3 separate regions of the Homo sapiens genome follow, and all the other regions are linked to region 3. The links are chromatin loops, found by intact Hi-C in ENCODE. Cell type or tissue: heart right ventricle. All regions are shown on one strand. Links, peaks and the distances in the headings refer to the core of each region. The heading gives the core; the rest is flanking DNA.

Region 1 (11,009 bases), core at 2,064-10,063, 53 kb before region 3:
TAGTCCCTCTGTGCATTGGTTTTCTCTTCTTCAAAGTAAGAGATGTCAGGCAGATTTCTCATATGGCTCCTGTATTCCCATCCTAGCGTAATCCCTTCCCCCTGAGTGTGGGCTGGACCTAGAGACATGCATCTAAAGAACAGAATATGCAAAAGTCATGGGATGTCACTTCCATGATTCGTTTAGACTGTGACTTCTCTCTTGCCACCAGAGTCTCTTGCTGGCTTTGCTGAAGCAAGCTGCCATGTTGGAGAGGAATTGAGCCCCTCAGTCTAATAGGCTGCAAGAAACTGGATCCTACCAATACCACGTGTTTGAGAAATGGATATTTCCCTGGTGGAGCTTTCAGATGAGACCACAGCCCTGGCCAATACCTGGACTGCAGCCCAAGAGAGACCCTGAGCCAGAGGACTCAGCTATACCCTGATACCCGACCTGCAGAACTGTTAAGACAACAAACGTGTGTTGTTTTAAGCTGCTCTATGTGGGGACAATTTGTTATGCGGTGATGGGTAACTAACACAATGGGGATAATAATAGTGCCTACATCATAGGGTAATGAAAATTAAATGAGTTAATGGCCACAAAGGTCTAAGAACAGTGCCTTGCACAGAGTAAGCACTATCGAAGGGTTAGCTGTTCCTGCCATACTTTTATAATTTATTCACTTAAGTAATTTTCCAGTTTCCATATACTGACATTTATCATTTAATTGTTCAACCATTTTTTTCTTTAAAAATCCATCATCTACATATTTTTGTGCTAGTGATTCCCCTTCTGGGAGTGTGATCAACAGATATACTCAAATTGTACAAAATGACACATGTACAAGTCCCAAATGACTTCTGGAAACTTTTGTCCCCAGACCCATCATTCACTTCTTTATCTGGTGAACTCCTACTCATCCTTCAGGACCCTACCCCAGGAAAGCTTACCCTAACTGCCAGCTGTCTGCTCTTACCATCTCTTGCACTTAGCTGCCAGGTGACTTTGCCTTTCTCTGATTAGCCTGTGAGCTACACGGTATTTACTGTAACACTGTAATAGCAAAAGATTGGAAACAAAGCCAAGTCCAGCAGTACAGAGCTGGTTAACTAAATTATGGCATAGCCATTTGAAGGAGTATTATGTAGCCAATCCTAGGAATAAGATTGATCTTTGTGTATGACAAAGAGTGAATTCCAAGATATGTTAAATCAGGTAGCAAGGTGTAAAAGAATTTCTATTGTATGTAACATTTGTGTAAACAGACAACCTGTTTGCTCTTCTATATAGAGAATATTTATGGAAAGATAGGTAAGAAACTTATAATACAGGTTGCCCACTGTGAATGAGGTGGAAGGGAGGCAGACAGACAGACACACACACACACACACACACACACACACACACACACACACACACATTTGGGCTGGTTATTTTCCTTTGGCCCCATCTCCCCCCCTTGCCCCACCCCATCCATTCCCTACCCAGCTCTGCCCAGGGAGATCATCTCTACAGCCTGCATCACTAGCTCCCTTGCTCACTGGCTTCCAGTGCGCCCAGTCAATTCAGGGCCCAAGCACGAGGCCGGAGAGGGCTGGGTATCTATTCCACTTCTCCCTCTTCCTGCCTGTCTGTCTCCTCCACAGCTGCAGCTCTCACCCACCCCCACCGTCCCCCTCCACACCTGCAGCTCTCACCCACCCCCACCGTCCCCCTCCACACCTGCAGCTCTCACCCACCCCCACCGTCCCCCTCCACACCTGCAGCTCTCACCCACCCCCACCGTCCCCCTCCACACCTGCAGCTCTCACCCACCCCCACCGCCCCCCTCTACATCTGCAGCTCTCCCACCCCCACCGCCCCCCACACCTGCAGCTCTCATCCACCCCCACCACCCCCCTCCACACCTGCAGCTCTCACCCACTCCCACCGCCCCCTTCCACGCCTGCAGGTCTCACCCACCCCCACCGGGCCCCTCCACAGCTATAGCTCTCACCCACCCCCACCATCCCCCTCCACAGCTGCAGCTCTCACCCACTCCCACCACCCCCCTCCACAGCTGCAACTCTCACCCACCCCCACCGTCCCCATCCCTGCTCCAGTCATCACACCATTTCCCTGTCCCCCACCTCTTGCCCCTTCAGGCCTGGGGTATAACAGCTCCCATGGCTGCTGGTCCTGGATGCCTTAACATACCTTGTTAATTTTTCTGCCCACATCTCTGCAAACAGCACCTTCTTTAAACTCTCCCCAATTAAACCCTTGCAATAGACCCTTTCCTGCCAGGACCCACACTAATACGATCCTTCTGGATATTCTGAATGTGCATAAATTATAATCACTCCAAAATAAATATTTTTAAAATCTCACATCTATTGGTACTAGACCTTTTAGAAGTATGGTTTCATTTATTCCTTACAACAATCCTAGCAGGCAGGTATTATTATGTCCACTGAATAGGGAAACTAGGCCTCCTTTGGGGGCAGCCACACAGCAGGGAAGCTCTGGGTTGTGATGGAACGGCAGTCTACCTGATTCCAAAGGTTGTGCTAAGCCGCATCACCAGCACCTTTGCTCACTGGCTTCCAGTGTGCCCAGCCGACTGACTGGAGGCCCCAGCAAGAGGCCAGAGAGGGCTGGGTGTCTATTCCCCTTCTATGTCAGGGCAGGATGGCCCTAGGGGAGATTCAAGTCTAATCTCCTGCCTATCAAGCAAGAAGAGGGAAAGGCCTGGGTTAAAAACCTAAGTTTCCCAGGCTGGTCCTGTTCCATCTGATGCTCTCCAATGCCTTCTTAGAGCTGGAAGGCATGACTGAGATGTAGGCAGGGGGCGATATAAATAAATATATACTTATTATAAATATATATAAATAAATATACATTATAATATATAAATATATATTTATTATAAATATATATAAATAAATATACATTATAATATATAAATATATATTTATTATAAATATATATAAATAAATATATATTATAATATATAAATATATATTATTATAAATATATATAAATATATATATTATAAATATATATAAATATATATTTATATATAAATATATATTTATTATAAATATATAAATATATATTTATTATAAATATATATTTATTATAAATATATAAATAAATATTTATTATAAATATATAAATAAATATTTATTATAAATATATAAATATTTATTATAAATATATAAATATTTATTATAAATATATAAATATATATTTATTATAAATATATATAAATATTTATTATAAATACATATAAATAAATATTTATTATATATACATATAAATATTTATTATAAATATAATAAATATTTATTATAAATATATAATAAATATATAATAAATATTTATTATAAATATATATATTTATTATAAATATATATAAATAAATATATATTTATTATAAATATATATAAATAAATATATATTTATTATAAATATATATAAATATATATTTATTATAAATATATATAAATATATATTTATAATATATATTTATTATATATAAATAATATATATTTATAATAAATATATATAAATAAATATATATTTATAATATATATAAATAAATATATATTTATTATAAATATATATAAATATATATTTATTATAAATATAATAAATATATATTTATTATAAATATATAAATATTTATTATAAATATATATAAATATATATTTATAAATATTATAAATATATATACATTAATATATATTATAAATATATATTTATTATAAATATATAAAGATATATTTATTATAAATATATAAAAATATTTATAAATATACATAAATATACATTTATTATAAATATATATAAATATTTATAAATATACATAAATATATGTTTATTATAAATATATATATAAATATATATATTTATATATATATTAATATATATTTATATATATATATAAAATATATATATTTATATATATATATAAAACCACCTGTGCCAGGTGGCTAACCATTTAGCTGCTGGGTGCTGGGAATGACCAAGTGGACAGAATACCAAGAGGGGTAGGGGGGATGCCTGGGGGGCTCAGGGAGGCTGCTAGTGACAAACCAGTATAGACTATTTCAATATTTAACAATTGGCATGACCATACCTACTGGGGTGCCCAGCTAGATGCTAACCCCGGATGTAAACGTTCCTTCTTATGCCCCATCTAGTCCAGAAACCTTCCCCAGAGGCCACCCCCAGAAAATTTGGTCTTAAACCTCTGCTTAAAACCCCACAGTGCCTTTCCTAGTGCCTGAAGGATGACATGGAAATGCTTTCATGTAACTTCATGACTTAGCTCCTGCCAACCTCTCTGGTCTGACTCCAAACTCAACCTTCTAGTCAGACAGAAACTTCCAGTTCCTCAAATGTGCCCTGTCGATTGTTTCTATGCCTGGGGTGAAAACATAGGTAATTTCTTCTCCTGGGAACTCTTGTCTCCATCCCCATCTTTCGGTTCTTTATCTGGTGAACTCCTACTCATCCTTCAGGACCCTTCCCCAGGGTAGCTCACCCTGACTGCCAGCTCTCTACCGTCTCCTGCATTTCGCTTCCAAGGTCACTTTGTCTTCCTCTGATTAGTCTGTGAGTCCCACAAGGGGCAGAAGCTTCGCTGCTGCGTGCCTGTCACCAGACAGAGGCTGGCACAGAGCAGGACTATTTATCTGAAAATATTTAGGCTCACCAGGAATGTGCTGGACAAACGTTTTGTTATATGAATCACATATACTTGACTGTGAGACTCACAGAGCTGGACGGACCCTTAGAAATCATCTCATCTCCTTTAAGATCAACACAGCAACAAGAAGGGGAAACTGTGGCCCAGAGAAGTCTGTGTGATCATTTTCAATTTTCAATCATTGAGAGTTAGTCATTGTGATCGTTACTCTGTTATAGACATATTGGAAGGGTTAGGTACTACATGACAGGCCCATTGTAAGTGCTTGTACATATCATGTCACTTTACTGAACAGCAGCCTTATGAGAGAAATACTATCATTATCACCCTCAGTGTACACATGAGAAAACCAGTACTCTGAGCATTTCAATAACTTGCCCAAGACAACCTGTACACAGACAGCAAGGGATGGCAAGTTAGTCCAGGTCCACAGGAGGTGCTTCATGGAAGCCTTGGGCAATGGAGCTGACACAAAAATGTGATCATGTACCATGGATGAACAGAGGGTAAAACCTACCCCAGACCCCTTCCAGCCTCATGCTTGGGGAACCTGGAGGCCTCAGATGGCCTAGGAGTAGTGAACATTTCTCTTTAGGAAACACAGACAGGATGAAGGTCCTGCCACCCTCTCCAGAGGGCCATGACTGTCACCGTGCTCCTGCAGGGGGACGAAGTCTGCTGGAAAATGGCCTCACCCTTTGCCTATTCTGCTCCCTGGGTGCAACCCAGCAAGAGGATGCTGAATCCCCTGGGACTCATCGCCATCATCATCATCAACATCAACATCACCATTATGAATAGGCAATGCTTGCTGCGCACCTACTAGATGCCCGGCACTTGCATGCGTTTTCTTAATTAATTCTCACAATATTCTCTAAAGTAGGTATCACTATCCCCACTTTGCAGGTGAGAAGATTATATAACCCGTCAAATCCACACAGCCAGGGAAGAGGAAAGCCAGGAATCCTATTGTGGCTTAACACCAAAATAAGAAGATGGAAGCATTAGTTACTACTGGAGTCAGACAACCTGGTTTCAAACCCCAGCTCCCTCACTTCCAACTTGCATGATCTTTGCCAAGTCATGGAACCTCTCCCAGTCTCAGTTTCCCCATCTGTAAAATGGGTTACTAATAGCACTTAGCTATACTAGTAGCTACTTCTTGTAAGGATTATGTAAATTGTGGCATGTGAAGGGTATATTCATTCAGTTGTGACAAGGATTTACTAGGCACCTAATAGACCCTTTCCTGCCAGAACCCAGACTGATGCAACCCTTCTGGATATTCTGAATGTGCATATAGTATATAGTATATGTGTACATTATGTGTACCAGAACCTGGGCTAATCTTGGGGTACCATTGTGAACAGGAGAGACTCGCCTTCTGGAACTTACAGACCAGCTCAGCATTGTGCCCAGCACATAGTAGGTACCCCATGAATGTTAGCTGCTATTTTTTGTTATCACTACTTAGCGGATTTTCTCCCCAAGGGTTGGGCTCCCACCCTGGGGCTCGCCTGCCCAGGAGCCTGCTGACTTAGCTCTTGGTGTGCTCTGCCCCCGCCCCGCCCCACCCCACCCGGGAGCCGGCCTGCAAAGGCATCTTACAAGGCCCCAGTCAGCAGACATCTCCTGCCTAAATAAGGACAAGGCGCCCAGGAGAGCTTTCTGTGAGCCGGAGGAATGTGACAGCTGAGTCCTCCCAGCCCAGCGGCCTCCCCCGCCTCCCGCCCCTCCCCAGGTGGGGCTCGGCTGGGGCATTCCAGCTTTTCCCAGAGCAGATCCCAGTGTCACTGACACCCACTCGCACCCCACCCCAGGCTGCTCTAAAAACTGATAAGGAGCTCTGGGAAGGAATTCCAGGCAGCTCCATTTGCTCCTGGGGGCTGGCGACCCTGCTGTCACAAGGACAGGGGAGGAAGAAGCCACCAGGCGGGGCCGAACCCAGCCTTCCTCTGGACAACTGCATCCCTTTGTTCAAAACACACTTCCAGAGATCGGATTCGGCCCCAGGCACCGTGCCAGGTACTGGAGGTCCAGAGGAGGTTCCAACCCCGTTGCCTTATCCCATCATAGCAGTCACAACTGGGCTAAGTCTTTGAATCCTGCCCTTTCAAAGACTGGATTTTGAACAAGTCCTTCTAAATACTGGCTTTCCTTCTCTCTGACACTGGGAAGAGGGAGAGGAGAAATCTGTCTTTCAGGCCAGTGTCTCTGAAGGATGGGATGCTTTCTACTGGCAGGACCAAGAATGATAGGTGGTACCAGACCATTCATTAAGTAACACTGTAGAAAGTGCATCTGTAAAAAGAGAAAAAATTTAAAAAGACCTTTTTTTTTTTTTTTTGAGACGGAGTCTTGCCCTATCACCCAGGCTGGAGTGCAGTGGTGCGATCTCGGCTCATTACAACCTCTGCCTCCCGGGCTCAAGCAATTCTTCTGCCTCAGCCTCCTGAGTAGCGGGGATTACAGGTGCCCGCCACCACGCCCGGCCAATTTTTGTATTTTTAGTAGAGACGGGGTTTCACCATGTTGGCCAGGCTGGTCTCGAACTCCTGACCTCGTGATCTGCCCACCTTGGCTTCCCAAAGTGCCTCCCAAAGTGTAATCCCAAAGTGCTGGGATTACAGGCGTGAGCTTTAATGCGTCTCTTACACGCTGTTTTTTAACTGAGAGCCCAGCAGCAAGCAGCCTTGAGTCTGAGTTTGTTTGCTTTATTAGACAGAGTCTGGCTCTTTCGCCCAGGCTGGAGTGCAGTAGTGTGATCATGGCTCCCTGAAGCCTCAACTTCCTGGGCTCAAGCTATCTTCCTGCCTCAGTCTCCCGAACAGCACCTGGGACTACAGGTGAGCACTGCCACACCCAGCTAATTTTTTTATTTTTTTGTAGAGATGGGTTCTCACCATATTGCCCAGGCTGGTCTCAAACTCCTGGCCTCAAGCAATTCTCCTGCCTTGGCCCCCTCAAAGTGCTGGGATTACAGGCATGAGCCACTGCACCTGGCCAAGATTTTAATAAGCAACTGAGGGATGGGGTTTAATGATATTTTGCTTCACTGTATTCTTTTTCTTCTTCTTTTTCTTTTTTTTGGCTAACTTTTTCTAATCTAATACTAGATTTGTATTTATGGTAATGATCTAAAGTTTCTTTATAAGAATAAATTTAGATTTAAGAAAGTTAAAATGTTTTTTAAATAGTAAGGGGATCCAGACAGCATGTGGACACGGCGCGGCTCAGGAAGGTATGGCAGTGACTGGCATTTGGCAATCGCTGCCTTGCCCCAGCTGCCACACCGCTGTGCCTTTGCCTCGCCTCGTCCTCCTGTTTGCTCTTCCATGCTGACCTCACTGGGCTGCCCTGGACTCCCTCTGAGCTAAAGTCATCTCCCAAAGGATCCACAGTAACAATAGCTGCCCATGACTGGGACGTGGGAAAGGCCAAGCAAGGAAGTGAATCTGGGCCGGCTTTTTTCCCCCCAAGGACAAGGCAAGGAGAGCTCAGTGCTCCAGGAAATGGAGAACCACAGAGGGGCAGGGACTTGCCCGGGGTCATTCAGCAAGTCAGTGGCAGAGGCCTTCCCACCCTAAAACAATGTGGACGGGAAGATAAAATGGGACAGCCACCACAGAGAGCCTTTGATCCAGCAACTGCGAGTTGGGGGAATTTATTCTAGAGATATACCAACCCATGGGTGGAAATATTGATCTAACACAGCAAATATCTGGAAACTACCCAAACATCCATGTACAACAATGGGGACCTGATTCAGTAAATTGTGGCACAGCTATATAATGGAATTCTACACAAGCATTTAGAAACTGATCAAGTTCTGTACTTGGAAAAACATGAATAGATCTCCAATATATACACAGCAAAGAAAAAAAAGCAAGATTCCAAACAGTATGTATATGCTACAGTATAATATGCTACTTTTTGTGTAAGAAAGAGAAGAACAGGAATCTATACATTTGTTTATATTAGGTTGAACAGTATGAAATTGCCATTTTATAGGCCAAACCTGGTCAAATATTAGCAATTTCATATTTTCCATCTTAATAGAAAGTAACTGGAAGGAAAGGAAAGAAACTACAAACAAGAGTTGCCTATGGAGGTGGCAACAAGATGGGGACAGGAAAAGGAGATGGACTCTTTATAGTAATACTTTTCTAACTGTTGGGTTTTGAACCAAATGAATGTATGATTTTTTTTTTAATACAGAGTCTCACTCTGTCACCCAGGCTGGAGTGCAGTGGTGCAATCTTGGCTCACTGCAACCTCTGCCTCCTGGGTTCAAGTGATTCTCCTGCCTCAGCCTCCCGAGTAGCTGGGACTACAGGCGCGTGCCACCTTGCCCAGCTAATTTTCTGTATTTTTAGTAGAGATGGGGTTTCACCGTGTTAGGCAGGCTGGTCTCAATCTCCTGACCTCGTGATCTGCCCGCCTCGGCCTCCCAAAGTGCTAGGATTACAGGCATGAGCCACTGCGCCTGGCCGAGATTTTATTTTTTTTTAATAAAGGAAAACACCAGTAGGGCCTCTTAGGGCAGGCTTTCTGCAACATGACACCTGTCTTTATATCCATCCCAGCTGGGTGGTCAGGGAGAAACTGTGCAGGCCTGAGCCCAGGGGGCACCCCAGTTTAGCTTCTGACAAATCCCTTCTAGAGAACCTGCTCTGTGGCATTTCCCACCCTCCACGTGGTGGGTCAGAGCTCCAGGGGCCTCCACCCCTTGGGCCAGGCTTCTGGCAAAGCTACAGCAGGTCCTATGGGATGATGGTTTTGGCACCAGGCTGCCATGACTTTGTAGGAGCACCCCCTTGCCAGACAGGGCCACACGAAGCCAGGGCTGATGGGAAAAGCACTTCAGCAGCAATGCAATAGGTCCCCACAAGGATACGGCTTGGCCAAAGGTAGCTCTGAAAACGCATTCCCACCGCTGCCCCTCCCTCCTATCTGGTCCTATGGCACATGTCCTCTAGCAGCCTAAGGAAAGAGGTTCTCCCTGGGGTGATCGCTGGGATTATGGAAACACCTGGGAGATCCCCACCGAGATCTCACCCTTCAATAACACCAAGAAGAATCACTGAAGCAAGGGTAATCGTAGAATAATTTTTTTAAGCTGCCACTATTGAATGACTGTGGTGTACAGTATTTACACAGGTTATATCTCATTTTACCCTCAGTGGTAAGTACTATATCAATTTCTACCACCTCCCACCGTTGGAGAAACTGAGGCTCAGGAAAGTGACATGCCCAAGGAACGAGTGTTATCTAACCCCAAAGCCTGTGCTCTTGACCGTGAATGATGTTTGTGCCTCTGTCTCTCCATCTGAAAGATGGAGAAGGAGGAGACATGAAAACAGAGGTGCAGTGAAGGGGCTAGAGATGTGGTGACCAGGGAAGACTCGGGATATTAAGGTCACAGTCTTCAAACCTCTGCAAGGATGTTGAGACAGACATTGCTAGCTGCTCACCAAATATCCATTCTCTCCCTCTTTCCCACTAACGGAAGCCTAATTTGTTCAGGGAAGCAACGCATCCGGCTAAAAATATTCACCTTCCCATTCTCTACATCTGGGGAAGGTCTTCACTTCTGCATGGAGAGAAGCTGTTGCATTTGGACCTCCGCTGCCTGGAATGCAGAGGTGAGGCTAGGTGTGCAGTGGCTATTTCTGAGTGTGAGGACAAAAGCCACCCTCTAAGGACAGAGGGAGGGAAAGGCAGATGGAGGCGGGTCCCTGAGGGCATCATGGAGCTGCCATTCAGCCTAGCACAGCCTCTCTGATCACATCATGTGAGAAAAAGAAGCCCAATGGGTGAGGCAGTAGAAGCAGTTTTTTTTTTTTAAGAGAAAGGGTCTTGCTCTGTTGCCCAGGCTAGAGTGCAGTGGTGTGATCATAGCTCACTGAAGCCTTGAACTCCTGGGCTCAAGGGATCCTCCTGTGTAGCTGGGACTACAGGTGCATGCTACCACGCCTAGCTAATATTTTTATTTTTTTATTTTTATTTTTGTAGAGACAGGGTCTCACTGTGTTGCCCAGGCTGGTCTCGAACTCCTGGCCTCAAGCAATCCTCCTGCCTCTGCCTCCCAAAGAGCTGGGATTACAGGCAGGAGCCACCATGCCCAGCCACAGGCAGCTTCTATTACCTGCAGCTGAGCACAGTTCTAACTACACAATCCTCAAGGATAGCACCAGGACCCATGGGTAGAAACTACAGAGAAGCAGAAAGTCCTTCTGGTTTTAGCAAATCCAAAAGGCAAATCTATCAAAAGCTGGGCTGGACCATCTCAAGAGATGGCGAGCTCCCCATGCCTGGAGAGACAGAC
Region 2 (11,009 bases), core at 1,493-9,492, 440 kb before region 3:
GGCACCAGCAGCAAGGGGAAGCCTGCCGGGGTGGGGTAGGGGATTATGCTGTTGAAGTCCATTGACAGCTGGAGACAGAAAGTAGAACCACCCAGCAAGAGCTGGGGTTGAGGGACTAAGCCACTGCCCAGAATGAGACCTGAAGAAGGAAGGAAGCAGGAAGAAATATCCCTACTTCTCTCTCTCCTCCCAGCATCCGAAACCTGGAAGCCAGCCAGCAACGATGTGTGGGTGATGCAGTCCACAGGGGCCAACCTTCCAGGGCCCACGGCAGGGTGGAAAGATGGGTGGAGGGGGGCTTGAGTTAAAGAACAGATGGGGAAACTGAAGCCCAGACAGGGTAAGGACTTGCCTAAGGTCATTTAGCAATTGAAGGGCACCATGAGGACTCAGCCCCTGACTTCCTTCTTCTCATAGGAGGGCTTCCTGCTCAACACCGTGCTTTATTGCCTGCACACACAGCTGCGTGGTCGCTTCTCATTTTCAGACTTTGTTGTAAAAAGAAGTCGGAAAATGCAAACATTGTATGAAGAAGAAAAGAATGTGTTGGCGTCTAGTCTTCCAGGCTGCCTCTCTGTGTGTGGACACATATTGATTTATTTTAATGTTCTTAATTTTAGATTCGGGGGGGGTGTGTGGGCAGGTTTGTTCCGTGGGTATATATTGTGTGATATGGGTTTGGGCTTCTGTTAATACCCAAACAGCGAACATAGGACCCGATAGGTAATTTTTCAACCCCTGCCCCTCTCCTTCCCTCCTTGCTTTTTATTTATTTTGGAGACAGGGTCTTGCTCTGTCTCCCAGGCTGGAGTGCAGTGGCACGGTCTCAGCCCACTGCAACCTCCGCCTCCTGGGTTCAAGCGATTCTTGTGCTTCAGCCTCCGGAGTAGCTGGGACTACAGGCGTGACCACCACTCCCGGCTAAGTTTTGTATTTTTAGTAGAGATGAGGTTTCATCACGCTGGCCAGGCTGGTCTTGAAGTGACCTCAGGTGATCCACCTGCCTTGGCCTCCCAAAGTGCTGGGATTACAGTCGAGAGTCACCACCGTGCCCGACTCCTCCTTGCTTTTAGAGTCCCCAGTGTCTTTTGTTCCCAAATGTGTGGACACACATTTAGTAAAAATGGGAGTGGGCTTTGTAAACCTAAAAGTATTTGAGACAGGCCTCAATCAATTGAGAAGTTTATTTTGCCGAAGTTAAGGACATGCCCAGAAGAACAGAACACAGAATCACAGAAACAGTCTGTGCCTTTCTACAAAGATGATTTTGAGGGTGTCAGTACTTAAAGGGGAAAAGCAGGCTGGAGGGAAACGAGGGAGGGTGTGGTCATATTACTGAATTCACATGTTGCAAGAGAAAAGGAGTAGATGGGGGACTCGTCAATTATGTATTCATCTAGCACTCAGTAAATTGGCACTTTAAGTAAGATAAGGTGAACCAGAGTAATTGGAGATATCTGGCCTTTTATCTCTACCTATCTGCTTAGGCACAAAAGGGAAGGCGTTTTCTTGCATGACTCAGCTTTCAGCTTAATTTTTTTCCTTTGGGTAGAGTGAATTGGAGTCCCAAGTTTTATTTTCCTTTCACAGTTTAGGAAGTCGGGAGAGGTGGGTTCGCCTGGGAACTCATAGTGAGACCTGCACTCTGAATTCCTTGGAAGACAGAGGAGAAAAATGAAGGGAAAAAAAAAAGGTGGGGAGGTGGTGGAGGGAGAGAGGGAATGGTTGGTGCTTTGGCCAAGCCTGAGTTTCCCCAGCTGCTCCTTGTTTAGGCAGGAGAGACAGGCAAACTGCAGAGCACTTGTGAGTTCCCATGGGAGCCCCTGCGCCCTGTGGGTCTGTTTCAGCATTGTCCTCCGTGCTGGGGATATCCCAGCTCCCAGCTTCCTGGAAGGCTGTCGTGTTAACCACGTTAACACTTTGTGTGGGGCTCAGCACTTGTGGAGTGCCCGTTTAGTTCTTAGAGTCGCCCTGTGCAGGGCCAGGTAATGCCTACCACGTCCTAAAATGCACTGCGTGCCCCACTGTGCCCCACTGGAGGTATGTGAGTGACATTTCATGGTGTTTTGGTGGACAGTTTTAATTTCAGTAATTACATATTGATATGGTTTGGGTTTGTGTCCCTGCCCAAATCTCATGTCAAATTGGAGGAGGGCTCTAGTGGGAGGTGGTTGGATCGTGGACGTGGATTTCCCCCTTGCGTTCTCGTGGTAGGGAGTGAGTGCTCATGCGATCTGATGGTTTAAAAGTGTGCGGCACTTCCCCCTTCATGCGCTCTCTCTCCGGCTCTGCCATTGTGAAGATGTGCCTGCTTCCCCTCTGCCTTCTGCCATGATTGTAAGTTTCCTGAGGCCTTTCAGCCATGCTTCCTGTACAGTCTGGGCAACTGTGAGTCAATTAAACCTCTTTTCTGTCTTTCTTTCTTTCTTTTTTTTTTTTTTTTAGACAGAGTTTCGCTCTTGTTGCCCAGGCTGGAGTGCAATGGCACAATCTGGGGTCACTGCAACCTCCGCCTCTCGGGTTCAAGTGATTCTCCTGCGTCAGCCTCCCGAGTAGCTGGGATTACAGGCATGCGCCACCACGCCTGGCTAATTTATTTTTATTTTTTTTTATTTTTAGTAGAGACAGGGTTTCTCCATGTTGGTCAGGCTGGTCTGGAACTCCCGAGCTCAGGTGATCCGCCCACGTCGGCCCCCTAAAGTGCTGAGATTACAGGCGTGAGCCACTACGCCTGGCCTAAACCTCTTTTCTTTATAAATTACCCAGTCTCAGGTAGTTCTTTATAGCAGTGTGAGAATGGACTAATACACATGTGTTTTAATGCATCTTAGCGGGGCTGATCATAAACATATTTGACAACTGAATGGCACAGGCATCAACGAATCAGAACGGATGCTAGCAGTAAATAGCCATGAATGTCTCTGGGACTCATAACTGAACTGAAAGGGGCTCAATTTTCCCCACCCGCCTGGTGATTGGGGTGCTCATAGTCCCCCAAGAGTGGGTTCCTGCTGTTTTCACCCCACCATCCTGGCCTCCAGAAATCCACTCTGAGCTTTGAGCTTCCATACAGGGAGCTCAGGGGAGGGTAGGGAAGAAGAAAGGAGCGTGGGGGTGGGGGGAGGGCTGCTGCCTGGAGCTGCCTCTCACACAGGACCCCCTGGATGGTCACTCTGTTTCTGGGATATTTAACCCCTGAAACTGTCCCCTGAGCAGCTGTGTCACCCCTGACCTGCTGCTCAGTGTCACCCCCTCTTTTATTTTAAGAAACAGAGTCTTACTCTGTTGCCCAGGCAGGAGTGCAGTGGTGCAATCATAGCTAACTACAGCCTCAAACTCCTGAGCTTAAGCAATCCTCCTGCCTTAAGCAACCCTCCTGAGTAGCTGGGACTACAGATGCATGCCACCATGCCTGGCTAATTTTTAAATGATATTTTGTAGAGACAAGATGTTGCTATGTTGCTCAGGCTGGTCTCAGATTTCTGGGCTCAACCAATCCTCTTGCCTTGACCTCCCAAAGTGTTGGGATTATAGGCGTGAGCCACTGCGCCTAGCCTCATCTCTCCTGTTTTCATGTGTGCCTTTGTAAATTACTTGTATTTCACTGGTTACTTTTTGTTTCTATAACATGTTTTATTGTGACACATAAAATGCAGGAAAAAATGCATAAAGCTCATATGTGCAGGTTAACACAGGACTGTAAAAATATCCTACACAAAGAAGGAGAACTGGGTTCCCTGGGGCCCCCACCATCTCTTCCCATGACAGCCTCCTGATCCCCAGAGAAAAGCACTATCTTTTTTTTTTTTTTTTTTGAGATGGAGTCTCTCTCTGCCGCCCAGGCTGGAGTGCAGTGGCACAGTCTCAGCTCACTGTAACCTCTGCCTCCCGGGTTCAAGCGATTCTTCTGCCTCAGCCTCCCGAGTAGCTGGGACTACAGGCGTGCACCACTACACTGGGCTAATTTTTGTATTTTTAGTAGAGACAGGGTTTCACCATGTTGGTCAGGCAGGTCTCAATATTCTGACCTCAAGTGATCCGCCCACCTCGGCCTCCCAAAGTGCTGGGATTTACAGGCGTGAGCCACTGTGCCTGGCTATCCTAATTTTTATAACGCTAATTTCTTTGCTGTTCTTTATAGTTTCACCACTTAGGAAAGCCCTTGTTTGTTTTGTTTGTAAAATGACAGTCTTTTTATTTATGAAAATCTTGGTAATCCTGGTTTTGTTTTCATCCCCTCCCCACCATGTCCCCTCCTCTCCCCCAGCCCACCATTTATGGCAAGTGAAATCCACCTCTGTTTACTGTGGGTATTCATTTCTCTCTTAACATGAATTATAATACATAAATACGTTTATTAAAAATTTTTTTTTGAGACAGGGTCTCGCTCTGTTGCCCAAGTTGAAGTGCAGTGGGTGATCATAGCTCCCTGCAGCCTCCAACTCTTGGGCTCAAGCGATCCATCCTCCTGCCTCAGCCTTCTGAATAGCTGGGACTACAGGAGACAGCCACCACCACACCCGGCAATTCAGAGAAAAATTAAGTAAAGAATAGCATGTATAAATGAGATGGGCAAGATGATGAAGGTGGTACCCAAAGAACTGAAGTTTGGGAAACGTTGATTATCTTCCATTTATGAAGAAAAAAAAAGTCTTGGGGAGGTCTCTGGAGGGTCAGGGACTGGAATCCAGGTGCGCTGACCTAGGCCGACGTGGGCCACCGGGACACCACAGCCCTTGGGGCGCCGGCGGCCGGTGTTCCTTCAGGGAGCCCAGAGGCTGCAGTGCCGCTATGCACCACCAGAGGGCAGCACGGCCCCGGCTTGCGGCTCCCGGCCACTTCCCACGCGGGCGGCTGGGGTGGCGCTGGGCGGCTCTCCCTGGGGATTCGGGTTTGCCTGGACTCATCTTAGTCCAGAGATCCTCAAACGAGCTCTGGGACACACTCCCTTCTAAATTACCTGGGTGCTTGTTAACAGTGTAGAGTTTGGGGCCTTCCTGGACCTACAGAATCAGCATCCCTGAAGCTCCAGGTGTGTGGCGTGGGAGCTAGGGGGTTTGGACAGTGGGGTGCTGGTCAGGGGAGTTTTGAGAACACTGCTCCAGGGAGGTGGGCACTGTCTCCCAGGGTCAGAGTTTGGGGGTGATGTGTGTGTGTGTGCGGAGGATTATCACACACACCGAGAGGGATTGCCGGTCGGAAGCCTGGGCTTGCATTTGGGCCCACCTCTTACTTGGATGGGTGGCAAATTCTTCGTTAAGCATTTTGCATCTACGCACCCTCCATTTGACCACCCATCCATCCATCATCCATAAATATATGATAACTAAACCCTTACCATGTGTCCCTTCTGTGTGTGGAGATATAGTGGTGAGCAACACAGACAGCGTCCCTGCCCTCCTAGAATTCATGCCTGTGTGGAGGAGCCAGATAGCAGCAAATAATCCCTCAAATATAAAATTACATGTTAGGCTGAGCGCAGTGGCTCACACTTGTAATTGCAACACTTTGGGAGGCCAAGGTGGGAGGGTTGCTTGAGGCCAGGAGTTCAAGACCAGCCTGGGCGATATAGCAAGACCCCATCTTTACAAAAAATTTAAAATAAAATTACAATTTATAGGAGCTGCCTTGAAGGAGGAGGGATTCATAGGGTGCTGTGTGGATGAAAAGAGCTCTAGGAACCTGAGGATGTGAAGGATTCTTCCCTTAGGAAATTATGCTTGAATTGAGATCTGAGGGTGAGAAGGAGTGAACCAGGTGGAGTCAGAGGGAAGAGTGTTTCAGACAGAGGAAACTCATGTGCAAAGGCCCTGAGGTGGAAATGAGCTCACTGCCTTGGCAGAAGAGTGTGGTTGGAGCAGGAAGGAAGAGAGGGACTGGCTAGACCTGGGGTGTGGGCAGTAGACAAGGACCAGTACCCTCAGGTTCTCAAATTTCCCATCTTCAAATGGGGCAACAAGAGAACCATCTATCTTGCAAAGAGGATAACATGTAATGATGAGCCCAAAGCATCTAATGTAGTGCCTGGTACACAGTTGGTGTCAATATTGGGGGTGGGGGTGGATCTGGGCAGAGGGTACAGCCTGGTTAGAGAGCTGTGGGGAAGCACTGGGCAACTGCGGGGACCAGAGCTGTCTTGGCCACCTGCAGGGACCAGCTGAGAAGTGTGTTTAACCACAGTGAACATTACCGTTGGCATCGCTGTCTTGTTGAAAACAAAGTGAAATTGGAGAACATACTGTTGTCTTGAACTAGGCCAAGATGACTAATTATTAGACTCACTTTTGAAAGGTTACCATATACAGACATGCGCTGAGGTGGAGAGAGGAGAGTTTGGAAATCTGATTCATTCTGAAACCCCAATAGATGGAACTCTTGCTCAGTTTCTGAGCATAATGACTGTGAACATTCGGTTTAACGCAGCTGTCACCACAGGCAAGGTGCAAAACAAAATGTTTCGTACCAGCTCCTTGGAGTGTCATGGGGCAGCTCATGGCAGCCCTGGGGAGATCTCTGCTAGATGGTGAAGGGTGTGCAACGTGGGTGCTGGTGTTGGGGAATTGAGGGGACGCCAGACCTCAAATCTGGGATCTGAGTCTGAGGGATGGCTTTGCCACAAGTGGACCATGTGGCTTAGGTTAACTTCCTCCTTTCTTTGGGCCTTAGTTTCCTCATCTGGAAAATGAAGGGCTAGACCAGATGCTCTCCAAGAACTTCTCTAGTTTTGTTGTTCTATGGCCTTTGCTGGTGGTGTGACTTTGGATGTTACCTTCAGCTCCTGGGTTTTAGTTTCCTTTTGAGCATTTTAGAGTTCCCCAAGAGTGTTGGTTTATTTCACTCCCCATTTGCTGCCCCCACCAATGAAGTCTAGCGACTCGAAATCTCCTTCTCCAGACTCCACTGAGAACAAACCACCCTAGTTCCTTGCCCTGTGGGTCAGTGGTTTAATCTGGGGATGCGTGAGTCCCTTGGTCCTGTCTGGAGATGCATAAATCCACTGTGGCCCGATGTGGGGATTCCAAGTCCTTGAGGTCTAATCTGGGGATGCATGTGGTCCAGTACTCACAGACCCAAGGGGGCCTGAAGGCACCTGGACCCTTCAGGAAGTCCTGTCTCTGGGACTTACAAGGGAACATTCGTGAAGCTGGTATCAGGGCTGAACGTGGATTGGGGCTTTCTGAGGGCCAAGTGCAGGCACTCATTTCCTTCTCACATTATTCCCACCTCTGAGGGGCAGAGGGTCTAAGTAATTTTCCCAAGGCCACACAGGGAGCAAGGGGCAGAGGTGGCATGTGTGCCCAAGCCTGTTTGATTCAAACTGTCGTTAACTTTGGAAACTGACCCCACCATCTCATTTATTTCTCACAACAAATACATCCATTAACAGGTATCAAGGCTTAGAGGCTTCATAGCAAAACAGAGTGGAGACCTGGTAGGTAAGCAGGCAGCTTCCAGATTTCTCCACCCAGCCCCCACTTCCTGGCCAGGAACTGGAGGCAGGGAAGTTCCATTGCCCATATAGCTGCATGACTTTTCATTTGCCCGTTCCTGTGGTCAGACTCAGTGGTGTGAGACTTCCTGTGGTTGAGCCGAGTGATGCAAGAACGTCGCTGTGCAGGGCTGTGGTCCTACACCGTCCACTTTATTGGTTGTCTAAGACATCTTCAATGGTAAAATGGGAAAGGCATAGTTTTTGTCCTGAACGTTGTCCTTACACCTAAGCCAGACTTGATCAGATGCCACATGGGGCGTATCCTCCTGAGCATCCCACGTCTACCGCCTGCCTTGGATGTCTGACATCAAGTATGTAAGTGCTTGTGTCTGGACCTGAACTTCACTCCAAATAGCGGGGTTGGCTACAGGTCAGTTACCCATGTGAGATTATAGTGCCCTGACTGGTTATTCTTTTTTTTTCTTTTCTTTTCTTAAGACAGGGTCTAGCTCGGTTGCCCAGGCTGCCGTGCAGTGGTGTGATTGCTCTGCCTCCTGGGCTCAAGCCATCCCCCCACCTCAGCCTCCTGAGTAGCTTGAACTACAGGCATGCACCACTGTGCCAGCTAACTTTTGCATTTTAGTAGGGATGGGGTTTTGCTATGTTGGCCAGGCTGGTCTTGAACTCATGGCCTCAAGTGATCCACCCACCTTGGCCTCCCAAAGTGATGAGATTACAGGCGTGAGCCACTGTGCCTGGCCACCTGACTGGTTATTCTTATCAAGATGAGAACAGAACTGAAATTGAACATAAGCCACCATTAATTATCATCAGTAATGTATTTAAGAATATAAGGCATAATTTTAAGTTACACTAAAATAAATATAAATGGCTTGACACAAGTAAACGTTCTTGCTCAACCCTTGATACCCTCTAGGGATGGATCTGAAGATCCATCCCCTAGACACATGAATATGATTTTTCAAATCATTATTATTACAGTTTTATAGAGACAGGGTCTTACTCTGTTGCCTAGGCTGGAGTACAGTGGTGTGACCACGGCTTACTCCTGGGCTCGAACTCCTGGGCTCCAGAGATCCTCTGTATTCATCTGTTCTCGCACTGCTGTAAAGAAATACCTGAGACTGGGTAATTTATAAAGAAAAGAGGTTTAATTGCCACATGATTCTGCAGGCAATACAGATGCTGGCATCTGCTTGGCTTCTGAGGAGGCCTCAGAAAGCTTCCAGTCATGGTAGAAGGTGAAGGAGAAGCACACGCATCGCATGGCCAGAGTAGGAGTGAGTGGAAAATGGGGCACTGCTACACACTCTTTTTTTTTTTTTTTTTTGAGGCAGAGTCTTGCTCTGTCACCCAGGCTGGAGTGCAGTGGCGTGATCTCAGCTCACTGCAAGTTCCGCCTCCTGGGTTCACGCCATTCTCCTGCCTCAGCCTCCCAAGTAGCTGGGACTACAGGCGCACACCACCACGCCCGGCTAATTTTTTGTATTTTTGTAGTAGAGACGGGGTTTCACCGTGTTAGCCAGGATGTTCTTGATCTCCTGACCTCGTGATCTGCTTGCCTGGGCCTCCCAAAGTGCTGGGATTACAGGCGTGAGCCACCGCACCCGGCCTGCTACACATTTTTAAACAACCAGATCTTGCAATAACTCACTCACTCACACAACAATAACAGTACCAAGGGGATGTCGTTAAACCATTTGTGAAGGACCACCCTCATGATCTAGTCACCTCCCACCAGGCCCCACCTCCAACCCCAGGGATTACAATTCAACATGCTATTTAGGCGGGGACACAGATCCAAACAATATCTTCCTCTCACGTAGCTGGGACTAGAGGTGTGCGCCACCAAGCTCGGCCTCTGGTTTTTCAAATGATATCCCAAATCGGAGCTCCTCTCACCACTTCCACTTTGCCACTTTTATTCAAGCCACTAGCCAACAACGTGGGTTATGACAGAAACAGAAGCCTCCGCGCTCCTTTCCTCCTCCAAACTTGCTCACCTTGTAGGTGACTCTCTATGCTGCGGGATCTGTTAAGGCTTGAGTCAGATGGCAAAGTCTCTGCTCGAGGCCCTCCGATGGTTTCCCTTCCACCAGGAGTCAAAGCCCAAGTTCTTACCAGGGCCTCCGTGACCTCACTGGGTCTGCCCTGGTTCTTCTCTGGGCTCATCTCCTGCTGTTCTGCTTTTGCTCACTTCGTTCCAGCCTCTCTGGCCTCCGCGCTATTCCTTCAGGCACATTTCTGCTGTGTGGCTTTTGCACTTGCTTTTCCCTCTACCTGGAGAGCTCTTGCCCCAGATACCCATGAGTCTCCCTCTCTCCCCTCCTTCCGGTTTCTGCTCCATTCTCTCCATCCCAGAGAGGCTCTTCTTGACCACTCTACCTAAAATATCAGCTTCCTGCAATAAAATATCAACTTCCTTCACTCTTTATTCTTTTTCCCTCTTAATTTTATTATATCTCCTCCTGACATGTATTTGTTGATTCTTTCCCCACTAGAATATAAGCTCCACAAAAGCCGCATCTCTGCTCCTCTCCCTGCTACATCCTTAGAGTCAAGCCTAGTGCCTGACCACATCAGTGACATTGGTTGAATTGAATGAAGGATCAATAAAGGAATAAACTGAGGTTGGGCACGGTGGCTCACGCCTGTAACCCCAGCACTTTGGGAGGCCGAGTCAGGTGGATCACCTGAGGTCAGGAGTTTGAGACCAGCCTGAACAATACGGTGAAACCTCGTCTCTACTAAAAATACAAAAATTAGCTGGGCATAGTGGGGCACGCCTGTAATACCAGGTACTCGGGAGGCTGAGATGGGAAAATTGCTTGAACTCGGGCGGTGGAGCTTGCAGTGAACCAAGATCGTACCACTGCACTCCAGCCTGGGCAACAGAGTGAGACTCCATCTCAAAAGGAATAAACGGAGCTTTCTATGGTAAGTATCTTTGCTCATGGCAGGAGCCTCACTGACAGTTTCCTGAGTCACACTTTCCGGTTTCTGTGTTGCGTGTACATTGAAGGCATTCCAATGGTGGATCTGAGCCTCAGGATAATTGGATATCGCTTTTCAGTATGTAGTTCCACATCATCATTTTTTTGGATGCCTTTAATCTTTCTTCACTTCTTCTTCTGTCCCATCACCAACATGAGCAGTTGGATTTATTTTAGGGCCCTTTCTCACAAAAAGCAAAGTTTCATCACTTTGTGGGAGTAGCTGGGGACACATAGGACCAAGAGAGAGGAGCAGAACCATGCTGAGAGGCCCTGGCGGTGGCTGCCTCTCTCGCTGGCTAAGGGACTCAGCTTCAGCACCTGCCCCCAGTTCTGCAGTGCACGATTTGAACCCATCCCTCAGTGAAATAACGAATGATCCCAATCATAGTCCTTGAGGACAGCTTACAAGTGATTCATGGTGAACTCAAGAATGCCAAGGAATCTTGTGGGTTTATTTGCTCCATCTCTGCTTTAACCTCGATGTCCTCCCGGCTCCAGTGGCTCCGTCATGTTCTCAACTTTGTGTACTCATGGTTCTAGAATCCCAACCCCTGGATTCC
Region 3 (10,990 bases), core at 1-8,000:
TCACCTCCATCAGCATAGGTCTCGGTGCCATAGCCGTCTTGCAGGCCATTGTTCCAGGTGCCCTCATACTTGGCACCGCTGCTTGAGCTCTGCCGGATTCCGTAGCGTCCCTTGAAGCCATGTGTCCACTCGCCCTTGTAGAGCCAGCGCCCCTTGGTCTCTATGCCCAGCCCATGCCGTTTGCCCTGGCTCCAGTATCCCTCAAAGGTGTTTCCGCTGGGCCAGGTGTAGACACCTGCCACCTCAAAGCCAAAGTTCCAGGAGCCAGAGTATTCGCCCTGGCCCTTGGGGCCTGTGCACAGTCCATGCCCATGGGCCTTTCCCCCCTCCCAGCCCCCGCAGTACGCCCCTCCATCATCAAAGTCGAAGCGGCCCCCACTCATCTCATCATAGCCCCTGACAACCTCCCCGTCCTCCAGCGTGGGTGCAGAGGGCGTGGGTGATGCCTGCAACACTCCTCCAGTGCCCTCGGGGGCAGGCCCCCAGACTCACCACTGCACCCCAGGAGGGGGGAAGCAGGATGCCAGCAGAGGCTGAAAGAGCCCCGGCGCCAAGTCAGCACCGGGTCGGCTAGTCAGTGCCATGCCCGGGAGCCCCGACTCCACCAGCCAGAGCAAGGCTGCCTGCTGGAAAGAAAGCAGGAAGGAAAGGTTCAAAGTCCCCACAAAGCGTCCCAAGTCTGCCTTCCAAGAAGTCCAAGGGAAAACGGTGTGATCTCTTTAAGAAGCCCAGTGAAAGGGTGGGGTGGAGGGGTCCCCAGCCTTTTCAAAGAGGGGAAATTCCCCTCGGTGGCAGCCCCCGCCGGAGGCTGAATTCCCGCAGCCCGCTGGCCCCCTTCTCCACCCCAGTGGGTGTGCGGGGCTGTCGGTCTCCCCGCCGCTGCCCCGCCCCCTTCTCCAATCCTGCCCTCCTTCTGGGACGGAAAGGTCAGTGTTGCCCTAACAAGGCCATTGGATCTCAGAAGCTGCTCCCAAAATAACCCCCAGCCAGCCCAGCCTTCTTCAAAGCGGGAAGGAGGGGTATTTCAAATCGCGCCCGTGCCGCAGACCCGGGCAGTGGCTGGAGGCATGAGGAAGGAGGCTGAGAACTGAGTGCAGGCAGCCCAGGGAACCTGGTGTCTTTTCCTCCCGGGAATGAGAGCTCCCTTCCATTCTCAGAGTCCCCTGGGTCTGCGCGCAGGGAGGGCACCGGGGAATCGGGGAAGGGAGGGGAGAGGGAGACCAGCAGAACACCCAGTCCTGGAACACTGAAAATCCCCCAGAGCGAGGAGGTTGGCAGATCTCAGCCCCATCACCACTCACATGCCCTAAGGGGACCTGGGGTTACAGCACCACTGCCAGCCCCATCAAGGAATCCAGTGACCTAAAGAGAAAGGAATGGAGACAGTTTCACATGTGCTTCCGAAAGCAGAGGAGGGAAGTCAGAAAGAGAGGGGAGGCTGTGGAAACAGGGTCTGGAAGATACACAGAATCTCAGTCCAGTGCTCACTCACCACCCTGAGCTCCCTCCACCCCTGGAAGCCGGGGAGAACTTGGTGCAAGAAGCAACCATCTATTCCCTTTCTCTTTCTCCTGAAGGGCAAAGAGAAGGGAGAGGAGCCTGCCCTCCTCTCTGCCTGAGACACAGACTGGGCGTCCCGCTAGCTTCCTCTCCCCACCCCTTGATGCCTCGGCGCCCTCCCTGCCCCCTGCCGCAGACCCAGCAGACCCTGAAGGTCAAAGGAGTCCCCTTCCTGTCAACACAGGGTTGTGTTGTAATGAGGTCCTCTCAGAAATTCTCAAGGGTCATGATTTTTTAAAATTTCCCTTTCTGAGCTGTCTTTTGCTCTAGTGTCCTAGGAGCCTGTGAGGCCAGACTTCAGAAAGCTCTTGGGGCAGGGCCAGGAGAGAAGGGCCTGGGTGGATTCCCAGCCACTCAGGTTCCCACCAAACTCCAGTAAAAAGAACAAATAAATCTCCATGGCAAGAAGCTGTGGCCAGAGCTAATGATTGTAAATCCCAGCTAAGCCCAAGGTTAATGGGAGTATAGAGGAATTCTGGGAAAGGTAAGAGCCACCAAGACTAGGAAGATCTGTGTGTGTGTGTGTCTGTGCGTGTGTGTGAACGTGTGTCTGTGAGAGTGTGAGAGAGTGTGTGTGAGTGTATGTGAGTGTGTGTGGTAAGAGTGTGTGTGTTTGTGTGTGTGTGGTAAGTGTGTGTTTGTGTGAGTGTGTGTGGTAAGAGTGTGTGTGTTTGTATGTGTGTGTGGTAAGAGTGTGTGTGTTTCCATGTGTGAGTGTGTGTGTGTGAGTGTGTGTGTGAAGATGGGGACAGAAGAGAAAGAGAGAACTAAGCACAGAAGGTACTAGAGAACATTAGACAATTATCTGACTTTGAACTTATCTGACATATTTCCAAACCCCATGATAACTTAGGCCACGTGAAGTCACTGCGGAAGTCTTGTTCCTGTTTGGGGAGTGGGTAAAAAGTGTTCCCTGCTTTCCTTCCAGTGGGTTACCTGTTCTTAGGACTTGGTTCCATCCTTGGTCACAGCCGCTGACCTTCAAGAGCCCCTTCTATATCTGCGTTTCACCACCAGGTAGAGGCACCCAGCCTCTTGGGCTCACTGTCACCGTCTGTTTGCCAAGCTGACAGGGAGCACGTAGTGGATAAAAACTGTTTCCTCTGGGTGGTTAGGTGTGAGCCCTGGCCAGGCTGACTGACAGCCTGCTTGCACAATTCACTTCTAAGAACATCTCAGGGCTACTCCCAGGGAGTTCTGCTTTCGCCACTTCTCACTAGGTCTTTGGAGAATCACAAACTTCTTTCTAGCTCTGCTGTCAAGGGAAGAGCATCTCAAACTGGAAGCTAGGGGAGTTTGAGCTGCAGATTCAATACCGTAATCATATGTTTATGCCAGGCAGCCATTGCTACATCTTAGCAGGGTGTTCTACCTATGGGAATTTAACCACTGTTCATCCATAGCAGCTCCCTAGGGTAGCTGTCTACCCAGGGTTACTACACATAAGAATCACTTACAGACTTAAAAACATAAAGAGATCCGAGAGCCCCACCCGAGACCTACAGAATTAGATTGTCCTGGGAGAAGACTTGGGCAGTCGAATTCTTTTAAAAGCTCCTCAGATGAATCTGATTTTCATCTCTGGTTAAAAACACTGTAAGTGCTTGTTATAGTGGCTCACACCTGTAATCCCAGCACTTTGGGAGGCCAAGGCTGGAGGATTGCTTGAGCCCAGGTGTTTGAGACCAGCCTGGACAACACAGTGAGACCCCGCCTCTACAATTAAAAATTTTTTTTTTTAATTAGCCAGGTGTGGTGATACACATCTGTGGTCCCAGCTACATGGGAAGTTGAGGCAAGGAGGATCGCTGAGTCAAGGAGTTGGAGGCTGCAATGAGCCATATTTGTGCCACTGCACTCCAGCCTGGCAACCCTGTTTCAAAAAATAAATAAATAGATAGAAAACAACAACAACAACAAAACCAAGGTAAAATTTCAAATTAAGATACTGTTTAATAACATAAAAATTCATGAATCCATTTATTCATGAATCCAGTAGTTTTGGAGTTAGATATGTCTTCAAATCCCAGTCCTGCCCCTCACAAGCTGTGTGACCTTGGACCAATTGTTAATTTCTCTAAACTGCAAATTATTCATCTGTAAAAGTCCCTACCTCAGAGGATTATTGGTATCAAGAATAACAGTATCTACCTTATCTAACTGGGTGAGGATTACACAGTTAATACTGTAAAAAGGCTCAGAACACATTACACATATAATCAGTGTTAGCTCTTATGAGAGTTACTCTTACATACTAAATTACTTTTCAGGCTTAATAAAATAGTCCTCAAAGAGGGAAGAGAGAACCCCTCCTAAATATTAAATATCTTGACATCGAAGCACTCCTTATTCTCATGTTTTAAACTGCAAAACGAAGTTACTGGTAAAGGGATACTTTGACTTTGTAAAAGTTTAAGTAAGATTCTTTGCCAAATTTGGTACTGGCCTTACCTGCCCAGAGCTTTCTGACAAGCTACCATTTGTCCCGCCTTTTAAACCAGTGCATTTCAGGGAAAGGGAGACCTCTTGTGGCGTTATGTGCATTACAACGGACTTTCCTCAGAAAAACCAAGTTCTTCAAATCCAGTGGAATTTACTAAACTTGAAATATTAGCCGGGCATGGTGGTGCATGCCTGTGGTCCCAGCTACTCAGAAGGCTGAGGCAGGAGGATCGCTTAAGGCTGGGAGATCGAGGCTGCAGGGAGCCATGATCACACCACTGCACTCCAGCCTGAGTGATGGAGCAAGATCCTCTCTCAAAAAAATAAATAAATAAATAAATAAATAATAATTTAAAAATAAATAGGCCGGGCACGGTGGCTCACGCCTGTAATCCTAGCACTTTGAGAGGCCAAGGTAGGCGGACTATCTGAGGTCAGGGGTTCGAGACCAGCCTGGCCAACATGGCGAAACCCTGTCTCTACTAAAAATACAAAAATTAGACGGGTGTGGTGGCACCTGCCTGTAATCCCAGCTACTGGGGGCGCTGAGGCAGGAGAATCACTTGAACCCAGGAGGCAGAGGTTGCAGTGAGCCGAGATTGTGCCACTGCACTCCAGCCTGGGCGAGAGTGAGACTCCATCTCAAAAATAAATAAATAAAAATAAAAAATAAAATAAACTTGAAATAATTATAAACTGGTTTTAACGGTAGCTAGCCTATTCCCTCTCTTCATCTCAGATCTCTTCCCACTCCCTAGTTCTGTTCCCTGGTCACTTTCTCCCTCTATTTCCTGCTCAACTTCTCAAGCTTGACTGCTTCTCTGGGAACCTCAAAGGGAGAGAACTGGAAATCCGGAACAAGGAGAAGGACTGCACCCAGAAATCCACTGGAGTTCTTCTTAGCCATGGAAGGCTCAGCAGAGCGAGCCTCACCGTCCAGGAAGCCTTTCCAGGCAGGTGTCCTGGCTGAGCTAGTGCCCTTCCCACATGCTGTCTCCTCCCCCAAACTATGAGTTGTTTAAAGCAAGGATTTTCTTCTTTCCAAAAAACAGTGGATAGTGCTGCAGTGAACATAGGTGTGCATGTATCTTTATAATAGAATGATTTATATTCCCAAAGGAATATAAATATATATTCCTTGGGCACTGCCAAGTGCCCAAGCCACCAAACCCATTCCCAAAGGAATATAAATCAGTAATGCGACTGCTGGGTCAAATGGTATTTCTGGTTCTAGGTCTTTGAGGAATCGCCATAATATCTTCCACAAGGGTTGAAGTAACTTACATTCCCACCAAAAGTATAAAAGCATCCCTATTTCTCCACAGCCTTACCAGCATCTTTTGTTTCTTGACTTTTTAATAATTGCCATTTTGACCGGTATGAGGTGGTTTCTCATTCTGGTTTTGATTTGCATTTCTCTAATGATCAGTGAATCAACCCAAATGTCCATCAATGATAGACTGGGTAAAGAAAATGTGGTACATATATACCATGGAATACTACGCAGCCATAAAAAGGAATGAGATCATGTCCTTTGCAGGGGCACGGATGGAGCTGGAAGCCATTATTCTCAGCAAACTAACACAGGAACAGAAAACCAAACACGTTCTCACTTATAAGTGGGAGCGGAACAATGGAAACACATGGACACAGACAGGGGAACAATGGGGCCTGTGGGTAGGGTGGGGGAACAGGAAGAGAGAGAGCACCAGGATAAATCGCTAATGCATATGGGGCTTAACAGGCTTAATACCTAGGTGATGGGCTGACAGGTGCAGCAAACCACCACGGCACGTGCTTACCTATGTAACAAACCTGCATGCCCTGAACATGTACCTCAGAACTTAAATTATTAAAAAACCTGAGCACCTGCTGTACAGTAGATATTGCAGCTCACCTGTGTCTACCCAGTGCCTGCACATAGTGGCTGCTCCTGGTCTTCCCAGCATCTAGCAGCTGATGACCCCCTTCTGAAATCCTTTTTCAACTGGCTTCTAGAATCTCTCTCGGTTCTGCTCCTGCCTTACTGGTTCCTCCTCATCCCCCTGAGTTCTGTACCTTGGGAATGTCCCAAACCTTCGTTCTCTGGCTTCTTTATCTACATTCATTTCTGAGGAGGTCTCTAGTCACATGGCTTTGCATAACCTCCCTCTACCGATGACTTCGAAGTCTGCATCCCCAGGTTGCACCACTCTCCTGATCTTCAGTCAGACATCCAGCCACCTACTCAACATTTCTAAATATCTCACGAGCATCTCAGATTTGACAAGAACAAATGAAACTCTCAATTTCCACTTGCAAATTTGTCCCTCCAGCCGACTCCAAACTTATTAAAACCTTTGGAGTCAACCTTAATTCCTGTCTTTCTCTCACACCTTAAATCCAGTCCATCGGCAAATCCCTGAAGGGATTTAGATTAAAATAATTCCAGAACAGGCTGGGCACGGTGGCTCACACCTGTAATCCCAACACTCTGGGAGGCAGAGGCAGGTGGATCATGAGGTCGGGAGTTCGAGACCAGCCTGGCCAACATGGCGAAACCCCATCTCTACTAAAAATACAAAAATTAGCCAGGCATGGTGGCATGCACCTGTAGTCCCAGTTACTCAGGAGGCTGAGGCAGGAGAATTGCTTGAACAGGGAGGTGGAGACTGCAATGAGCTGAGATCGCGCCACTGCACTCCAGCCTGAGCAACAGAGCGAGACTCTGTCTAAAAAAAAAAACAAAAACAAAAACAAAAACAAAAAAAACCTTCCAGAACACATATTATCTCCTGCACTGCCAAGTGCCCAAGCCACCAAACCCATTGCCTGACTCACTGAAGTAGCTTCCTAACTGTCCTCCTTGCCTTCCCTTAGTCTGCACATAGTAGCCAGTGCTCTTTCAAAAGGTTAAGTCTCGGCTGGGCATGGTGGCTCATGCCTGTAATCCCAGCACTTTTGGAGGGCAAGGTGGGCAGACTGCCTGAGGTCAGGAGTTTGAGACCAGACTGGCCAAAGTGGCAAAACTCTGTCCCTACTAAACATACAAAAAAATTAGCCAGACATGGTGGTGCACACCTGTGATCCCAGCTACCTGGGAGGCTGAGACACAAAAATTGCTTGAACCCGGGAGGTGGAGGTTGCACTGAGCTGAGATCGTGCCACTGCACTCCAGCCTGGGTGACAGAGCAAGACTCTGTCTCAAAAAAAAAAAAAAGTTAAGTCTGGTCATGTCTCTCTCCTCTGCTTCCCCAAATGACTCCCTATCTCTCACAGTAAGAGCCAAAGAGCCAACACCTTTAAAATAGCCTACCAGGCCCTCCATGATCTGGCCCTACTCATCTCTCTCTGACCCCACCTGCTCAAGTTGCATTGACATCCCTGTGGTTCCTTCTGCCAAGAATGCCCCTCCCTCAGATGCCCCCATGGCTCACTCTCTTACTTCCTTCAGGTCTCTGCTCAAATGTCACCTTATCACAGCATCTTCTCTGCCCACCCCAAATAGCAACCCTATCCCTGGCCCACCCCTTCCTATCTCCTAATTCTTTTTCTCTCCATACAACTTACATGTTCATCACCTCTCTCTACTGAGGACAAGGATATTGTTCTGCTTACTGTTCCATTCCCAGAATCTAGTACAGTGTCCCTGGTGTGTTGTAAGCACTTGATATTTATTGAATGAATGAATGAATGAATGAATGAATGAACGTTCAATGAAAACTTGTTAAATAAAGGCATGTGGAAATCAGGATGTTACTTTTTTGGAACATCAGAGTGAGACTTAATCCCTCAATCCACAAACCAAATCCATTTTCCTAGATGTATCAGAGAAAGGAGATTAGTTTGGTACATCACATTCACAAAAGAACGTCAAATATCCCAATGAGGGACCCTAATGTTAAAGTTGGGCCAATTAGGTCTGAGCAGAGTAATTTTTAACTTCAAGATTCATGTTTTGAGGAAGATTTTGCTGAGATGTAGATAACTTACAACTTATTCCCACAAATCTGGAATGCCTAAACTTTCATGCAAGTTGGATTTTGAGTTACTAGGTCATTGGAACTTTGTGCTTTTCAATACTTACACCCTCCTAACACCTTCATATGAAAAGAATACGTATCATCATTCTCTGGTGACTGCTGCACTAATATACAGCACTAAGTAAATAACCAGAGCGCTGGCTTGAAAAACAAACTAAAAGGGATTTAAAGGCTTAAGAACTCGCCTTAATTCAAAGAACATGTTAAGCCCATGTTAAGCCCACTTAACATGAACTTGAATAGCTCACTACTTAATTACAATAGCTCCACTCCTCTACAGCTTTTATTTTATTTTTGAGACGGAGTCTCGCTCTGTTGCCCAGGCTGGAGTGCAGTGGCGCAATCTTGGCTCACTGCAAGCTCCGCCTCCTGGGTTCACACCATTCTCCTGCCTCAGCCTCTGAGCAGCTGGGACTACAGGCGCCAGCCACCACGCCCGGCTAATTTTTTGTATTTTTAGTAGAGACGGGGTTTCACCGCGTTAGCCAGGATGGTCTCGATCTCCTGACCTTGTGTTCCGCCCGCCTCGGCCTCCCAAAGTGCTGGGATTAAAGGCGTGAGCCACCGTGCCCGGCCCAGTTTTAATTTTTTTAAAGGTGAGCCAAAACATTAGTTGTGGAGGTGAAAGCGGGGTGGTACCTTTACAACCAGAAGCTTAAATTTTGGTCCTGGAATCCCTGAGGCCCTTTTAGGAAATCTGAGGTCAAAATTATTTACATGGTACTAAAACATTACAGGTTGAGGGTCCCTAATCTGAAATGCTTCAAAATCCAGAACTTTTTGAGCACTGACATGAGGAGCAAAGGACATGCTCATTGGAGCAGTTTGGCTTTTAGGATTATGGAAGCTGAACTGATAAGCATGTAATGCAAATCTTTCAAAATCTAAAAAAAATCTGAGATCCGAAACACTTCTGGTCCCAAGCATTTCATATAAGGAATATTCAACCTGTAGTTGCCTTTTTCACATTCATTCTCCCAAGTGTACAAAAGTTTGCCAGAGACCACACAATATGCGATATCCCAGAGACTGAATGCAGAAACATATGAGAATCTGTCTTCTAATTAAGCCAAACATTAAAAAAGATTTGCAAAAAGGTAGAACAATGCCACTCTTCTATTTTTTGTTTTGGAAAAGCTATTTTTCATTCAAAAATTTTGTTAGCTTGTAATGAGTTTTTAAATATTTAAAAAAATCTTAGTTTTAATTTCTAACATGGTAAATATTTATATCCTTTTGGAGATTATAACAAAACCTTTTGGGTCCTGAATTTGTCAGTGTAAAGGAAGTGCTTACAAAAAGTTTGAGAATTTCTGCCTTAGATATACTAAATAGTGTACCTTCTGTCACCATTATCAGGAAATATCTGTCACAGCTTCTAGAACTGTGATAAGGTATTTTGCTCCCTTGCTTTAACCACAGCCTTCAGATGTCACTAAATCCACACCAAACCAATGACCAGCAGAGGACTCCCACTACTACTTAAGCTTAGGGTTTTTCTAGTAAACACCCTTCCCCTCTCCCCCAAGTACAAATCACCTATTTGTTGAAGCCCACATCCCATTATCATGAATCAACCACAGCCAGCGCAGTTTTAGTAAATAGTATAAATGTATTTTGTAATTTAAACAAAAGCTTCTGTTAACATTATTGCTAACATGGCTAGACACTGTCACTAAATTTGGTGGCTCTGCTCAGGATGGTCTGAACACATGCAACATTCTTTTTGGAGCCACCTGAAAAACAAGGATTCATCATCCAGCTGAAACCGAAGACAGATTTTTTTTTTACCAAACTGGAGGGAATTTTGAAATGGCTGACCAAATCTGTGGGATACAGAATGTACAAAATTCTCTTTTAGGGTTGCTGGGGTGACAGGGCAGCTCAAAGAGGTAACCATCTATAACATCTGAAACTGAGGTATGAGACCTGTATTACAACTGATAACAAAAAAAAAAAAAAAAAACCGCCATATATTTAAAATGCTGGAGATGGTGAAGACACACACTCGTTTCAAATATTACACCCCCTCCCTCCAACTGAAGCAGCCCATTCCAAGCTGCTTACTTGAAACTGCATGTAACATGTCTTAGGATGAATAGCACCAGCAGGGGCTTATTTAGTGATGGTTAATAACTCTCTCAAACAATAGAGGGCAGGCCAGCTAGTTTATTCAAATTGAATCTAAACCTTAGATCTCTGGCTTAACAATAACAAGAGAAACCTTTATAGACACAATATATCTTGCATTAAATCAGAGACGGTTTAAATCAGTCTTGTAACTTCTAATATTCTGGGCTGGCAACTACAGCATGACAAATGTTTAGTGCAGTTACAAAATCACATTTTACTTTCCTTGGCTAGCAAACCTTAAACAAATCTGAAAAATGCACTGTTTTACAAAGGCTTTTACCATATACCCACTGCTGCCAGTCTCAAGTAATTATGGTTTCTTCATCCCCCAGGAACATTTCTAAATAAGGGGGATTTTTCTTTGATCTGCTCGCCTTGAAGTGTATGTAAGAACTCAAGAGAGTAAGTTGAAAGAATGAAGATTAACTGAGATGCCAAGAAAAGTTTTTATTGCAAGCACAGTGAGCAGAAAGAGATGTCTTCTCACACAAAGTGGCCACAAGGTCTGCCATTAACTAAATCTCTTTGACAAGCCTTCATTGGTTTAAAGCATATGAATTAGCTTCTTGCTATCAGGTGTACATCATTTCTGCCATGTGGGACATTTTCTTGGGAATATACAAGTAATACTCCATGTAGCCTGACAGGTCCTCAATGGTCACATCATCCACGAAGACTCGAGCTTGCTCAGAACAGGATCGGGGAGAGCCAGACAGAGTTCTGGCGTGCAGCGACTGAGAGTAGTCCTCAAGTGTGGATCTTCGTTCTGGAGCCAAGGGAGGGACACTCTGCAGGCCTGAAAAGGAATACACTTCCATATCATGCCATCTCTT

The links. Peaks named below come from ENCODE experiments on the same cell type or tissue, not always from the same donor. Only the 100,000 strongest peaks of a DNase experiment are listed, where the experiment ranks them.
Region 1: it touches region 3 in a loop (2.7-fold over the local background); 35 of 110 quality-filtered maps call a loop at or near these places.
Region 2: it touches region 3 in a loop (3-fold over the local background); 23 of 110 quality-filtered maps call a loop at or near these places.

Annotation. Positions count from the first base shown.
Region 1 is chr20:44,130,998-44,142,006 of GRCh38, forward strand. All of the region lies in intron 2 of JPH2 (junctophilin 2), which reads right to left. Among named protein-coding and RNA genes, the nearest start is that of JPH2, 51 kb to the right of the region's middle. In heart right ventricle, for the core only: no CTCF peak of the experiment used is centred there; DNase peaks (open chromatin) are centred at 6,408 and 6,624; H3K27ac peaks cover 6,481 bases.
Region 2 is chr20:43,745,126-43,756,134 of GRCh38, forward strand. All of the region lies in intron 1 of LOC101927200 (a long non-coding RNA gene), which reads left to right. Among named protein-coding and RNA genes, the nearest start is that of GTSF1L, 24 kb to the left of the region's middle. RefSeq lists enhancers at 544-1,363, 6,338-6,537, 6,728-6,797, 7,298-7,377 and a silencer at 4,739-4,898. In heart right ventricle, for the core only: a CTCF peak has its summit at 4,796 (motif pointing right); DNase peaks (open chromatin) are centred at 4,796 and 7,558; H3K27me3 peaks cover 1,437 bases.
Region 3 is chr20:44,186,323-44,197,312 of GRCh38, forward strand. JPH2 (junctophilin 2) reads right to left here and starts at 866. Exons shown (of 6, transcript NM_020433.5): 1 at 5-866. The coding sequence starts at 383. OSER1 (oxidative stress responsive serine rich 1) reads right to left here. Exons shown (of 4, transcript NM_016470.8): 4 at 9,617-10,990. The coding sequence ends at 10,730. In heart right ventricle, for the core only: a CTCF peak has its summit at 4,096 (motif pointing left); DNase peaks (open chromatin) are centred at 999, 1,219, 2,621 and 4,096; H3K4me3 peaks cover 1,805 bases; H3K27ac peaks cover 3,675 bases.